Regions from separate parts of the Homo sapiens genome. Here region 2 is linked to region 1. A link is a loop called in an ENCODE intact Hi-C map of the cell type or tissue named here. Cell type or tissue: dorsolateral prefrontal cortex. All regions are shown on one strand.

Region 1 (8,000 bases):
TGGAGTGCAATGGGGCAATCCTGGCTCACTGCAACCTCTACCTCCTGGGCTCAGGCAATTCTCCCGCCTCAGCCTCCCAAGAAGCTGGGATCACAGGCACTCACCACCAGGCCTGGCTAATTTTTGTATTTTAGTAGATGCAGGGTTTCACCATGTTGGCCAGGTTGGTCTCGAACTCCTGACCTCAAGTGATTCACCCTTCTTGGCCTCCCAAAGTGCTGGGATTACAGGCGTGAGCCATGGTGCCCAGCCCCAAAGAGTATTTCTTAATGGCTCAGTGTTAACATGGAAGAAAGAGCTGATGATACACAACTGGCCACCAACTTAGGCTCTAATGCTTAGAAACATCTTATTACTGATTACTTAGATGAAGACTGGAAGACAGTTTAGCCAGTCTAGAGATGGAAAAGTAAAATATTTGGGTCAAAAAATCAGAATCTATCAACCTGGGCAACATAGGGAGATGCTGTCTCTACAAAATACAAAAAAAATACTGTAGGGCATGGTAGCCCATAACTGTGGTCCAACATACTTGTGAAGCTGAGATGGGAGGATCACTTGAGCCCAGAATGAAGGCTGAGGCTGCAGTGAGCCAGGAGCATGCCATTGCACTCCAGCCGGGCTGCAGAGTGAGACCCTGTCTCCAAAAAAAAAAAAGGATCAAGATAGGTAGGAAAGATGCAAAAACATTAAGAACCTCTGTGGAAGTTCAAAATACAAATGGCACAAAAACTGGCTGGGAGCAAATATGAGTTTTTCCTTTAGGATGCTGCTTAGCAGCCTCTCTTCCCAGTAAAAAATGTCTTCAGACATTGCCAAATGTCCTCCAGGGCACGGAATTTCCCGTTGAGAACCACTGAGATAAACTGATGTACTACTAGAGGAAAGACCTGATGAACTTTTGTCGACAGTAAATGCAATCTAAACATTGCCAGCAAAGGTCGCAAAAGAAATGCAATTCAAGAACGCATGATTCCTACCAGTAAGAGTAACTAATATTGACTCCTTACTCTGTACCTGGCACAACGCCAAGGTCCTTCCATGGGCATCCTCACTTAACGCCCACATGAACCCTATAAGGTAGGAATACAATTGTCTCCATTTTTCAGATGAGGACACTGATGTCTAGGGATATTAAGTGACTTGCTCGAGGTCTCACAGCCCAGATGATAGACCTGAGGCTGTGTCAGTCCAGAACCTGCCCACTGCCTACTGTGCTATGAGAGTTTTACAACCATGTACCAGGTGTGCACACACAGGAAGCAGGCAGTGCCCTCCTCATAGACCTGGAAATGGCTGAGAAGTCAGAAGTAAGTTACAAGTGACCCAGAGAGTGTCCAGAATTCCAAAGCAGGGACTTGCCCTATGGCTGAAGTCCCAGCTTCCAGTCAGCTCACTGACTTAATTCATACAAAATCCTAGTATGTTTATTCTTATATCAGTAGGATAAAAGGGTGACTTTTAGAAAGATTGTCAACAAATAGTTAAGAGCATGCAGCGGCACTTCAGGGGTTAAGTTTCGGTTATCTGGAATTGTTTCCCTTTTGGGGACCCCAATCCTTGATCATTGTGGCTCCAGGTCCAGACATGGAATTCACCAGTATCAACACTTCCCCATGCCGATCCCCCCGCACACCCCACTCCCCCCGCACAGCCCCCCGCACACCCCACCCCACCCCCGCACACCCCACCCTCCCCAGCACACCCCACCCCCCCGCACACCCCACCCTCCCCAGCACACCCCACGCCCCCGCACACACACACCCGCACGCCCCCCCCGCACACCCCACCTCCCCCCCCGCACGCCCCACCTACCCCCCGCACGCCCCACCACCCGCCGCACCTCCCAGAAATGACTGAGAAGCCACAAGGGATGCCTGAGCCCAGGGGACTGCAGGTGGGCGTGACCTGTCCCCTCCTCTCCCCTAGTGGCAACCTTGCGGCTTGAGTCTGTCGACCTGCAGAGCTCCAGGAACAACAAGGAGCACCACACGCAGGAGATGGGCGTCAAGCGGCTCACTGTGCGCCGCGGCCAGCCCTTCTACCTCCGGCTGAGCTTCAGCCGACCCTTCCAGTCCCAGAACGACCACATCACCTTTGTGGCTGAGACCGGTGAGTTTGCCCTGTCCCAAGGCCCCGCAGGTTCCGTCAAAATGAGGGCATTTACAGAGTCTGCCTGCGGGGCCCCTGCCTTTCCCACCTGAGCTGCCCTCCACTTTCTTGTCCTGGGAGCCCCAGACCCCTCATGCTCAGGACCCTGTTAGTGCTGTTAAGGAGAGATTTGGTCAACTCGGCAAACTGAGGTTGTGGCAGTTAACAACCGACCTGTAGATACACAACAAGCACTGTGCTAAAACTTTACACACATTAGCTCATTTAATCCCCAGGACAAGACTTTCAGGTGGTACTATTATGATCCCCTTTTAACAGATTAAAAAACGGAGGCCTGGGGGTCTTAAATGGTTTGCCTGAGGACACTCGGTGGCAGTAAAAGCCAAAAGCATTAGCAGGTGGTGGGAGAAGGTGACGGTCCTTCCGACTCCCCTGGAATCATATACCATACAGGTTTTTTGAGCCTCACTGTGGGGTCATTCTCTCCTACACAGGACCCAAGCCGTCAGAGCTGCTGGGGACCCGAGCCACATTCTTCCTCACCCGGGTCCAGCCCGGGAATGTCTGGAGCGCTTCTGATTTCACCATTGACTCCAACTCTCTCCAAGTTTCCCTTTTCACACCAGCCAATGCAGTTATTGGCCATTACACTCTGAAAATAGAGATCTCTCAGGGCCAAGGTCACAGTGTGACTTACCCGCTGGGAACTTTCATCCTACTTTTTAACCCTTGGAGTCCAGGTAGGATGTGCCCACAGCTTGTATTGCTAACCTGATCCATTGGGAAGGCCCTGTGAGGTTCTTTGGAAAAAGCCCAGAAAATAAATCGCCACATAGCTATGCAATGTAGTAGCGTGTGCTCTCACAAAAATCATCTTTACAAAGAATTTCTAATGGCATGAGGAAAGTATTCATGACGTGATGTTAAGTGAAAACATTGAAACATTTCCTAATATGAGCCTAATTGTATTAAGTATGCACAGAAAGAGAGAGTGGCTAGAATACACCAAAACATAACGGTGGGTGTCTCTGAGTAGTGGGAGTGAGCAGTTTCCATTGTCTTCTACCCATCTATCTGTATTTTCTGAATCTCTACAATAAGCCAACTCTACAATCAGTCACTTTTACAATCAAGAAAAGATCGTTGGTTTTTAAAGTGTACATTGTATTTCTGGCTTCTAGAAAAGCACATAGTAGACCTTTAAGGGGGTCTAGTCTTAATTTCTGTTGCTATCAACCCATCGACTGTTCCTCCTGTTTTCCAGAAACACGTTGTCGTTACTGTTTTTTAATTTAATACTCTGTTTTTTTGGTTTGGGGTTTTGCCCCCTCCACTACTCTTAACTGCTCAGAGGACGACGTCTACCTGCCAAGTGAAATACTGCTGCAGGAGTATATCATGCGAGATTATGGCTTTGTTTACAAGGGTCATGAAAGATTCATCACCTCCTGGCCCTGGAACTACGGGCAGGTAACACTATTACCCAATGTGGGCCTGGGGTGGGCTCCCTAAGGCTGGTCCTTACACAACCCTGTTATGTAAGGCTGTTATATTACACAGCCCTCATAGAGGGCCACTAATACAGGCGAGGGTGTGAGGGGCTTGGCCAGCTTCACATCCAGTGAGAGGGGCAAGGAAGGAAGGGGTGGATGTCTTTCCTTTTTAGTTTTTAACATTTTATTATGAAAAACCTTAAAACATAATCAAAGTAGACAGGCTACTACAATAGATCTCCCTGTACCCACCTCTCAGCTTCAGTAGTGATCAATGTATCATGAGTCTGTTTCATCAACACCGGGGGTTTGCAAACTACAGCCCACAGACCAAATGTGGCCTACTGCCTGTTTAGCCCATGAGCTGAGAATAGTTTTCACGTTTTTTACTTGTTGAAAAGGAATTGTAAAAGAATAATATTTTGTGATGTGAAAATTATATGAAATTCAAATTTCAGCGTGCACAAATAGCATTTTATTGCAAATAGCCATGTTCATTCATTTAGATGTAGTCTGTGGCTGCTTGCATGCTGCATTGGCAGAATTGAGTTATTAAGACAGAGACCTGCTTCAACACATGCAAATCAATAAACGTAATCCAGCATATAAACAGAACCAACGACAAAAACTGCATGATTATCTCAATAGATGCAGAAAAGGCCTTTGACAAAATTCAACAACCTTCATGCTAAAAACTCTCAATAAATTAGGTATTGATGGGACATATCTCAAAATAATAAGAGCTACCTATGACAAACCCACAGCCAATATCATACTGAATGGGCAAAAACTGGAAGCATTCCCTTTGAAAACTGGCACAAGACAGGGACGCCCTCTCTCACCACTCCTATTTAACATAGTGTTGGAAGTTCTGGCCAGGGCAATCAGGCAGGAGAAGGAAATAAAGGGTATTCAATTAGGAAAAGAGGAAGTCAAAGTGTCCCTGTTTGCAGATGACATGATTGTATATCTAGAAAACCCCAACGTCTCAGCCCAAAATCTCCTTAAGCTGATAGACAACTTCAGCAATATCTCAGGATACAAAATCAATGTGCAAAAATCACAAGCATTCTTATACACCAATAACAGACAAACAGAGTCAAATCATGAGTGAACTCCCATTCACAATTGCTTCAAAGAGAATAAAATACCTATGAATCCAACTTACAAGGGACATGAAGGACCTCTTCAAGAAGAACTACAAACCACTGCTCAATGAAATAAAAGAGGATACAAACAAATGGAAGAACATTCCATGCTCATGGGTAGGAAGAATCAGTACTGTGAAAATGGCCATACTGCCCAAGGTAATTTATAGATTCAATGCCATCCCCATCAAGCTACCAATGACTTTCTTCACAGAATTGGAAAAAGCTACTTTAAAGTTCATATGGAACCCAAAAAGAGCCTGCATTGCCAAGTCAATCCTAAGCCAAAAGAACAAAGCTGGAGGCATCACGCTACCTGACTTCAAACTATACTACAAGGCTACAGTAACCAAAACAGCATGGTACTGGTACCAAAACAGAGATATAGATCAATGGAACAGAACAGAGCCCTCAGAAAGAATGCTGCATATCTACAACCATCTGATCTTTGACAAACCTGACAAAAACAAGAAATGGGGAAAGGATTCCCTATTTAATAAATGGTGCTGGGAAAACTGGCTAGCCATATGTAGAAAGCTGAAATTGGACCCCTTCCTTACACCTTATACAAAAATTAATTCAAGATGGATTAAAGACTTAAATGTTAGACCTGAAACCATAAAAACCCTAGAAGAAAACCTAGGCAATACCATTCAGGACATAGGCATGGGCAAGGACTTCATGTCTAAAACCCCAAAAGAAATGGCAACAAAAGCCAAAATCGACAAATGGGATCTAATTAAACTAAAGAGCTTCTGCACAGCAAGAGAAACTACCATCAGAGTAAGCAGGCAACCTACAGAATGGGAGAAAATTTTCACAACCTACTCATCTGATAAAGGGCTAATATCCAGAATCTACAATGAACTCAAACAAATTTACAAGAAAAAAACAAACAACCCCATCAAAAAGTGGGCGAAGGACATGAACAGACACTTCTCAAAAGAAGACATTTATGCAGCCAAAAGACACATGAAAAAATGCTCATCATCACTGGCCATCAGAGAAATGCAAATCAAAACCACAATGAGATACCACCTCACACCAGTTAGAATGGCGATCATTAAAAAGTCAGGAAACAACAAGTGCTGGAGAGGATGTGGAGAAATCGGAACACTTTTACACTGTTGGTGGGACTGTAAACTAGTTCAACCATTGTGGAAGTCAGTGTGGCAATTCCTCAGGGATTTAGAACTAGAAATACCATTTGACCCAGCAATCTTATTACTGGGTAAATACCCAAAGGATTATAAATCATGCTGCTATAAAGACACATGCACACGTATGTTTATTGCGGCACAATTCACAATAGCAAAGACTTGGAACCAACCCACATGTCCAACAATGATAGACTGGATTAAGAAAATGTGGCACATATACACCATGGAATACTATGCAGCCATAAAAAATGATGAGTTCATGTCCTTTGTAGGGACATGGATGAAGCTGGAAACCATCATTCTCAGCAAACTATCACAAGGACAAAAAAACCAAACACCACATGTCCTCACTCATAGGTGGGAATTGAACAATGAGAACACATGGACACAGGAAGGGGAACATCACACACTGGGGCCTGTTGTGGGGTTAGGGGAGTGGGGAGGGATAGCATTAGGAGATATACCTAATGTTAAATGACGAGTTAATGGGTGCAGCACACCAACATGGCACATGTATACATATGTAACTAACCTGCACGTTGTGCACGTGTACCCCAAAACTTAAAGTAGAATAAAAAAAAAAAAGACAGAGACCTTATGGCCTGCAAAGGCTAAAATATTTACTATTTGGTTTTTTACAGAAAAAGCTTGTCCTTCTCTGGTCTGTACTCTTCTGCCTCCATCCCCACTCCCCACTCCACCACTAGATTTTTTTCTTTTTCTTGAGATAGAGTCTCACTGTGTTGCCCAGGCTGGAGTGCAGTGGCATGATCTTGGCTCACTGCAACCTCCTGGGTTCAAGTGATTCTCCCACCTCAGCTTCCTGAGTAACTAGGACTACAGGTGCGAGCCATAATGCCCGGCTAATTTTTGTATTTTTAGTAGAGACGGGGTTTCACCGTGTTGGCCAGGCTGGTCTCGAACTTCTGACCTCAGGTGATCCACCTGCCTCGGCCTCTCGAAGTACTGGGATTACAGCCACTGCTGCCGGCAAATTTTTTTTTAAGCAAATTACAGATACCATATTATTTAATCCAGTAACACTTCAGCATATTTAATCCAATAGTACTTCAGAATATAGTCATGTAAAAGATGATGACTCTTTCTGCAAAACTTAATCAGAATACATGATTGTAACGGAAAAAAAAAAGAATAGTAATTCTTTAATAACATCCAATATCCAGTCAACGTAGAGAGGGGGAACTTGGCTCTGGGCAACGTTTCCACTCTCAACCCCCGCAGGCGTAGTTTCTCTCTCCTTCCCACTGCCACCTCAGTCCTGTCCACAAACTCCAAAAGGGAAGAGGTGGGGGAAGCCTTGCTGAGGGAGAGCACGTTTTCCCCATTCTCCAACCGTGGCGACCTGTGACCCTCTTTGAAACTGAGACAAATACCTGTGCATTTGGCAGCCAAAGCATTGTGACAAACATTGTGCACGTCTATTATGAGCCCACCCTGGCTCCTCCAGGGCCCGCAGCGTCTGCTCTGAGCTCCTCTACCTGATTTCAAGACTGGCACGTGTGGCCCTACATTGATCTCTAGACTTTTTCTGCTCTGATCCCTTCCCTGCTTCTTCAAGTCCTCCAGATAGGAGTCTAAGTCCTTGATACCCACCATGCTCAAAGACCTCAGGTAAATATGCCCACTCTCCTCTTCCTGCCCACCCAGTCCATCAAAGCCCATTGGCACCAAAGCCTTCTCTCATCTGTTCAGCCGAGGGGGGTCTCTCACTCTCCGAATTCTGTTTCCATTTTTCATCAGAACCACGCAGTTTAGTGTTTCAGAATTTCAAACCTAATACATTCCCAATTTGATTTATAAGCTCTTCAAAGGCAGGAACTTGTCTTATATTTAGCGCCCTCCCCCTGCCCCCACATCCCCATATACATGCCATCCCCAAAAGTCTGTTAGTGACTTAAAGTTTCAGAAGTCTAGACATTTGCTCTTCTCTTTTTTCTCCCTTAAAATCACTTGGAAGTTTGAAGAGGACATCATAGACATCTGCTTTGAGATCCTGAACAAGAGCCTGTATCACTTAAAGAACCCGGCCAAAGACTGTTCCCAGCGGAACGACGTGGTGTATGTGT
Region 2 (8,000 bases), 79 kb after region 1:
TCTCTCTGACTCCAGAATCTCTGCTTGTACTTACATTGTCACATGTACTTAGTTTCCGTGACTTCTCTCTTTCCCACAACAGCCCTGGGTATCAAGAGCTGTGACTTTCAGGCAGCAAGAAACAATGAGGAGCACCACACCAAGGCCCTCAGCTCCCGGCGCCTCTTTGTGAGGAGGGGGCAGCCCTTCACCATCATCCTGTACTTCCGCGCTCCAGTCCGTGCATTTCTGCCTGCCCTGAAGAAGGTGGCCCTCACTGCACAAACTGGTTAGTGAGTCAGGCCTAGACTCCTTTGGCAGCAGGCCTGGGGGGTTCTCTGTTCTCTCCAGCACCCTGTTAGGGAATCAAGGGACAAATGGCCCACACTGCAGCTGGGCCGTAAGAAGTCCTGCCCACCTGGCAGGGCAGTCATGAGGGTGCCACGAGATTATGTGCCTGGTAAATATTGTTTATGATGACTCAGAAGCTGCCTAGCAGCAGCATCACCAAGAGCTTCTTTTCAGTTGCAAATATAATAGTAGCTTTGTAGAAAATTCTGGATGGGGCCGGGTGTGGTGGCTCACGCCTGTAATCCCAGCGCTTTGGGAGGCCGAGGCGGGTGGATTACCTGAGGTCAGGAGTTCAAGACCAGCCTGACCAACGTGGTGAAGCCCCGTTTCTACTAAAAATACAAAAAATTAGCCAGGCATGGTGGCCTATAATCCCAGCTACTGGGGAGGCTGAGGCAGTAGAATCACTTGAACCCAGGAGGTGGAGGTTGCAATGAGCCGAGATCGTGCCATTGCACTCCAGCCTGGGCGACAAAAGCAAAACTCCGTCTCAAAAAGAAAGAAAGAAAAAGAAAATTCTGGATGGAATCGAACCCAGGCTAAATACAACATTTAATTGCTACTGTTTATTGAATCCATACTACCTGTCAGATGTATGCAAGTACTTCACATGCAATATTTCATTCAGTCCTCCCATGGACCATGAAGAAGTTACTATTACAATGCCCATTTTATAGACTGTGATGAAGGTCCATGGGTGCCAAAAGCCTTTGCTCTCCTATCACTCTTTCTTGATGGGCCTCATTTCTAGGTGGGTCACTTTCATTATCCTCCAAAAACAAATTTCACCTGCTCCATCTTTGTAATACCCTGACCTTATTACTCTGAGTTGTGACCAAGAAGTCCCAGTGACAGACTAATCACCGTGTGACTACAGGAGAGCAGCCTTCCAAGATCAACAGGACCCAAGCCACATTCCCAATTTCCAGTCTGGGGGACCGAAAGTGGTGGAGTGCAGTGGTGGAGGAGAGAGATGCCCAGTCCTGGACCATCTCTGTGACCACACCTGCGGACGCTGTCATTGGCCACTACTCGCTTCTGCTGCAGGTCTCAGGCAGGAAGCAACTCCTCTTGGGTCAGTTCACACTGCTTTTTAACCCCTGGAATAGAGGTAAGTTTGGACCTGGGCCAGCCTGGGCTGCATGGAGACTCCAGACACTGGAGCTGGGGTGCAGCTCTGGCAGGGAGCACCTGCACCAGGCCCCTGTGGCAGCCCTCTCTAAGGACAGCACCAACACCCAGTCTGTGCCAGGGCTTTCTCCCTGAATGAACCAGCTCTCAGACCCAGGGTCCTGTTTTGGTGTCACCCCTGGGAGAAGCAGGTTGAGCCTTCCCACTGAAAGCAAAAGCTTGTCTCACCACCAGACCCTGGTGCTGGCTCAGGCTATTTTGGTCACAGGAGTTGAGACTCACTGAGATGACCCTGGGAAAGCTGCCCTTCATTATAACAGTGCAGGGGTGAGAACTGGAGAGGGCCTCGGGAATGAGGTGGCCTGAGGATGGGCTTCTCTCTCTCTCCCCGGCTATTCTGTTTCCAGAGTGCACTCAGGCTTTGCAGGACCTGAAGCTGATGCAATCTGGGGGACCCTCTTTAAGAAAAAGAATATACCATTTTGAATTGATAAGGCTCCCCGGCCGACCAGGGCCCCAAGAGGTCTGTGTTATTCCACAAGCTTCTGCTTCCGCTTCCCAGAAAATCTACACTTCCCTGTCTTTGCTCCTCTCTTCCGGCTCATTCTGTTCTTGCAGATTGCTGGGCGCTCTCCAGACCCCCCTACCCAAGGGTCTGACAGGACCCTACGGTTCACCAGACTATGAGCGGCTTCCCTGGGGTCAGGTGACCTGCTGTGCCCCGCCCCCCCAACCGTGGCCACCTCTAGCAAAGCTCAGCCCTAGCTGTGGCTGGAGCTGTGTCGTCTAGAAATGGCCATCTGACATAATACATGTCCAAATAAGACCCAAAGTAGGACCCATCTTCTCTTCCTCCCCACTCTGAAGATTGTGTCTGTCTTTGCTTTTAAATCTATCTCACCCACCTTCAACCTTGGGCTCCCTGAAGGGTTTGTTGGGAGAATGGAAAAGAGTTTCTCCCGGCTTTCCTGTCTTTACAACATCAAACGAGTACATAGCCCTTTTCCTCTCAAGAGTTTTGCTGCCAGCCTGAAGGAGGCCCCGTGGCAAGGCAGGGCTGGGAAACTGACGGAAACATGGGGAGGTGGAAGAACCTTCCCAGGTTCTTAAGCCTGGCCTCATGTCTGGCCCGCAGCTCCTGACTGCTTTTCTCTGTGGTACCTAAATCCCAGTGGGTTCTCTCTCCACTTCTTCTGTCCAGGGCAGCGTTCTCCCCGACTTCAGGTGGCCCCACCTGTCCTCAGCTCAGGCCCTTATTTCCTGCTCCAAGGGCGCAGGCAGGTGGATCAGCAGATGGGAGCTAGTATTCATCCAGGTGCCCCACGTGGTTGAATGTAGATGCAGGGCCCCTGGGCTGGGGGAGGCCCTTTGACTTTCCATGACTGGCAGAAAGCCCTTCAAGCTGCTTCCCTCCGAAGCTGAGGCATTGGTGTACCCCCAGATCACCCTGAGTCTGCTTCCAGAGCCAGGCCCTGGTGACCGCCATAAAGACCCAGCAAAGAGTTCTAGGACAGTGCTTGGCTCAGGGTGCCCACACTCTTGACTCCAGTGCCAGGAGTCCTGCCTTTGTGCTCAGTTTGTAGGGACCTGCCTAGGGAGGGCCTCTCTGCCTGAGTGTGGGTGGAGGTCTCTGTCTGGGCAGGGGAGAGTCATTGGCTCCGCTCATCTGGGAGGTGACTGAGAAGTTTTCAGATTCCCTGGCATCTCAGTGTCATCTTGCCATGCTTGGAGATGGGGATTCAAAATGAAATTTTACATCATTTTACATCCTATGATAAAAGTTGGAGCCCTGCTCACAGGCCAGGCACTTTATAAAGGGGGCTACATACACCCAAGCAGAGAGGAGGAGGCTGGCACTGCCCATGCTCTCATAAGCTACTTCCTAGAGCCCTGTAGATCCTGGGGCCAAACACCTCAGTTTGAAGTAATTTCCAAAAAAATAAAAAATAAAAAACAGTGATGCCTAGCTGACTTCAGAGAGTACTCAGGATGGAAGGCAGGAGTGGAGGGCTCCTTGGGCATATGGGTCTGTAATTTTAGGCCCCAGATTTTTCAGGGCTTCCTCATTTCTGGTGTCTTATCCTTCTGTTGCCTTCAGGACCCTCATCCCCAGATGGATCCCTGGAGGGCTCCAGAGAGGTTAGCCTAGCAGCTCCTCTGGATGATTTGGAAATCCTTTTCTCTCTGTAGTCCCCAGAAACTAGTCTAACCCCTGTCCACTCCACCTCGGCCACTGGGTCAGAGTGATTAGCCCTAAGCAGTTGCCCTCCTGCTTCTAGCTTCCCAGAATGGGTGATGGCCCCAAAGTCGCCCACCCTCCTCATGATTTCCAGCCCAACCCTAGGATGAGGAAAGCAGGAGGGGCACCGGGAGGAGACTGAGGGAGCCCTAGACTCACTTGGACACCCCCGGGGCAGAAATCCAATGTTCTGACTTCCACCTCTCAACCCCGCTGCTCCTTCCAACCCTCCAACCCTGTTTTGCCAAATGCTCCTCTTCCCTCTGCTTACATCCGTCAGCCTATGCTTAATTGTCTTTTTTCTGAAACACCTGTTTTTGGTCACAAATTGAATTTGTGGGAAAGACATACAAGCCATTGGGAAGCTCCCTGGCCTGTTGCCAATTTATCCAGGGACGATAGTGTTCTGGCTGTGAACGACTAGGATTTTCTTTTTTTTTTCTTTTTTCTTTTTTTTTTTTTTTTTGAGACGGAGTTTCACTCTTGTTGCCCAAGCTGGAGTGCGATGGCATGATCTCAGCTCACTGCAGCCTCCGCCTCCTGGATTCAAGAGATTCTTCTGCCTTAGCCTCCCAAGTAGCTGGAACTACAAGCACGTGCCACCACACCCACCTAATTTTTTGTATTTTTAGTAGAGACAGGGTTTCACCATGTTGGTCAGGCTGGTCTTGATCTCCTGACCTCAGGTGATCCACCCGCCTCAGCCTCCCAAAGTGCTGGGATTACAGGCGTGAGCCACCACGCCTGGCTGGTTTTCATTTTTTTTTAAGAGAAAGTCTCTCACTCTGTCACCCAGGCTGGAGTGCAGTGGCACCATCATAGCTCATTGCAACCTCAAACTCCTGGGCTCAAGTTTCCTCCCGCTTCAGCCTCCTGAATAGCTAGGACTACAAGTGCGTACCACCACACCTGGCTGTTTTTTTTTTATTTTTTGTAGAGACAGAGTCTTGCTGTGTTGCCCAGGCTGGTCTCGAACTCCTGGCCTCAAACTGTCCTGCTTTGGCCTCCCAAAGTGCTGGGATTATAGGCGTGAGCCACTGCACCTGGCCAGCCAAGCTTTTTAAGGTTGTTCTTGTCTTCCTGGCTGACCATAAAGGCCACACCCTGATTGACCCAGGGACTCTGGGCTGGGTCCCAGTGGGGGCAGTGAAAGAGGGACTTCCTCCTCAGTCTTCATTAGGCCCAGAGCTGACGGGGTGGCCTGCAGCCAAACCTAATCTCGGCAGGGAGGACAGAGGCCTGGATGTGGAGGGTGGACCTAGGACCCCCACAGGCCCTCATCCCTACCCACCTCTCACCAGAGGATGCTGTGTTCCTGAAGAATGAGGCTCAGCGCATGGAGTACTTGTTGAACCAGAATGGTCTCATCTACCTGGGTACAGCTGACTGCATCCAGGCAGAGTCCTGGGACTTTGGCCAGGTACCAGGGCCCTCTAGGGGAGGAGTGTGTAGAGTGACTGTCCCATAACCTTGCATGTTGAGGCTAGACAGAGCTGGTAGGTCCAAAAACCCCTGGTCATGAGACCATTTCTTTAGCCCATTTCAGCTTTGTGGTGCCTCTCCTTCCTCTGGGCCATATCAGAACATCCTCCGGGAGCTCCCAGAATTATTTTCCTTAAAACTGTGGCAAATCAAGCCCCAGTTACATCCCCACTGTCTTTGAGATAAAGACCAAATCCCCCTAGCCTAACATCCACGGCCCTTCCAGCCAGGACCCTGCTTTCCTTTCCCCATGAACCGCCCCATGTTCCAACTCCTCACCATCCTCAGAGCAACAGGCTGAACGTTCCCTCTGCCAGGAAGGGCTTCCCACTCTTATCTCCTGGCAAGCTCCTACCCATCTCTCAAGACCTTCTCGAAGCCTTCCCCAATCCCCGAAGGCAGGGGGAGCCTCTCCACTGTGCTGCTCTGTGCCGGCATCTCTACAAGAGCCCTGGCCATGCTGCTGTGCTCTGTAATCTAAGGGGCTGCACTGCGTGTCCATCTCCAGTCCTAAACCGTGGGCTCCTCAGGAACAGGAGCTGCCTCGGTATCCTCCACTCCCGGTTCAGGGCTGGTAGGACAGTCAGGGTTCACTAAATGGAAATGGAATGCAGTGCAATGAAACGAAACAGTACAGCACGGGTCCCCGAGAGCTCACACCCTACCGGGAGTCAGACAACAGATAGGCAAAGGACTGGATGCCTGGGAAAAGGAACCCAGGTCCCATTGAGAGGTTGGGGGAGGGAGCCAGAGCTCCTCAGAGGGATGAGGCAAGGGAGGCAGGTGTGGAGTGCGGGTCTGGGAGAAGGACGAGATGATGAGGCTGTCCTGCAGGATGAGTGCCTGACCTGGGGACCCTTCCTCATGGCCCTGTGTGGGGACCCTTCATCATGGCCCTGTGTGATCCTTAACAGTTCGAGGGGGATGTCATTGACCTCAGCCTGCGCTTGCTGAGCAAGGACAAGCAGGTAGAGAAGTGGAGCCAGCCGGTGCACGTGGCCCGTGTGTTGGGTGCCTTGGTAAGCGAGAGGCTGGGGAACCAGAATGGGGCAGGGGTGAGAAAAAAGCCCTCTGAGAGACCTGCCCCACCACCGTGGCCTCAGAAACCCCCAAATCACAAATGGCCCCCTCCTCCCAGGGTGTGGGGACAGTTCCTACAGAAGCGTCCGAGGAGGACAAAAAGACAGGCAATAGCATCCACAGCGGGGAGAAAAGCAAAGAAATGTGTGATCCCTCAGGATGCAAGCCCGCAGAAGACTAAGCCTCTTTTCCCTCCCCACACCCAGTCCCATCCTGGAGCTTAGGCCCATGGGAAGGAGTGGGTAGGGCCCATCTTACCCAGGGCTTGCTGCTGCAGTGATCGAAGGGACTTCTTTTATACTTCTAAATTATTCATAAGAATATGCAGACCATGATGGTAACTCGGTGCTTTTCCTTGTCCCTAAAAATCCTCTCAGAGGAGTCATGTGTTCACCATTCCCTCTTTGCCGCTGAAGTCCCCTCTGAAAAGATGGTGAGAGTCCAGGCCAGCCTGTGAGTTGAAAGAAGCTTGGGATAAGTGGCCTCCAGGACCCAGGTGCAAAGCACCTCAAACGAGTCAGGGTGGAGGACTAAGAACCGGTGAAACCAGCCCCCAAGGAAGGGCAGCTCTAATGCTCCTCTTTGTGGCTGGAGCCAGAGAACTTGTTAAGAAGGAGGGTCCTGGGCTCCAGCCCTAGAGCTATGACCCAGGGGCCTAGGATGGAGCCCAGAAGCATGCAGGTTTAACCAGTACCAGGTGGCTCTAATGCTGGGGATCTGTTCACCATGGTTGGAGTACTGTGATGAGCCCTCCTTACCCATGCCCTGGAAGCTGTCCTGCCCAAGGGACTCATACTGACATCCACACATTTCCCCAAACAGCTGCATTTTCTCAAGGAGCAGAGGGTCCTGCCCACCCCGCAGACCCAGGCCACCCAGGAAGGGGCCTTGCTGAACAAGCGCCGGGGCAGCGTGCCCATCCTGCGGCAGTGGCTCACCGGCCGAGGCCGACCTGTGTATGATGGCCAGGCCTGGGTGTTGGCTGCTGTTGCTTGCACAGGTTGGTCCCCTTGTCTCCTGTAGAGTGCCCTGCCTCCTGGGTTGTTCCCTGGCCTCCCATGTGGGAAGGACATCTCCAAAAGCAGGTGCTGCCTCCCTGCGGCCGCATTTCCCCATCTCATCACACAGAAGTAGTTGTCCCAGGCAGCTCCTCCCGCCAGCTTCTGCTGCTTTTCCCCTCAGCAAAGTTGGGCTCATTTGCAAACTCCTTTCCCAAATTCACTTACTTCCCTAACCCTGCCCTAGCAGAGCAGCCCCGCAGCGCTGTGTTCTATGCTCTGTTGCCTTCTCCCCTGGTATATGCCCCGCATGCGGTGGAACCTGTGCCTTATTGATCAGCCTTCATGCATCCTGTTCTTGGCTGCCACTTCTAGGTTCCTGCACTCCTCTTCTTTCCAAGTTTTCAGTGCCCAGAGGAGACACTGAAAATCCTAGCCTCCCACACGCCCCCAGCCCGGTCTCTCAAGCGCCCCCTGACACTCCGCCCCTCTTCTCACAGTGCTGCGATGCCTGGGAATCCCTGCCCGCGTGGTGACCACGTTTGCCTCAGCACAGGGCACCGGTGGGCGTCTTCTCATAGATGAATACTATAATGAGGAGGGACTTCAGAACGGAGAAGGCCAGAGAGGCAGAATCTGGTGAGAAGCCCAAGGGAGATGAGGTTCCAGTCCAGGAAGGGCTCCAACCCTGCATAGCACACCTCTGCAGGAGCCCCACCCCCTGCATGGCCCTGGCATGG

What was found. Peaks named below come from ENCODE experiments on the same cell type or tissue, not always from the same donor. Only the 100,000 strongest peaks of a DNase experiment are listed, where the experiment ranks them.
Region 2: a loop joins it to region 1, with 4 times the contacts of the local background. A loop is called at or near these places in 89 of 110 quality-filtered maps.

The regions. Positions count from the first base shown.
Region 1 is chr15:43,287,561-43,295,560 of GRCh38, reverse strand. TGM7 (transglutaminase 7) reads left to right here. Exons shown (of 13, transcript NM_052955.3): 2 at 1,930-2,112; 3 at 2,607-2,852; 4 at 3,464-3,582; 5 at 7,892-8,000. Among named protein-coding and RNA genes, the nearest start is that of TGM7, 11 kb to the left of the region's middle. In dorsolateral prefrontal cortex, no CTCF peak of the experiment used is centred here; no DNase peak of the experiment used is centred here; H3K27me3 peaks cover 1,410 bases.
Region 2 is chr15:43,208,536-43,216,535 of GRCh38, reverse strand. EPB42 (erythrocyte membrane protein band 4.2) reads left to right here. Exons shown (of 13, transcript NM_001114134.2): 2 at 83-268; 3 at 1,208-1,441; 4 at 5,002-5,120; 5 at 6,097-6,201; 6 at 7,085-7,262; 7 at 7,761-7,899. Among named protein-coding and RNA genes, the nearest start is that of EPB42, 8.5 kb to the left of the region's middle. In dorsolateral prefrontal cortex, no CTCF peak of the experiment used is centred here; a DNase peak (open chromatin) is centred at 4,082.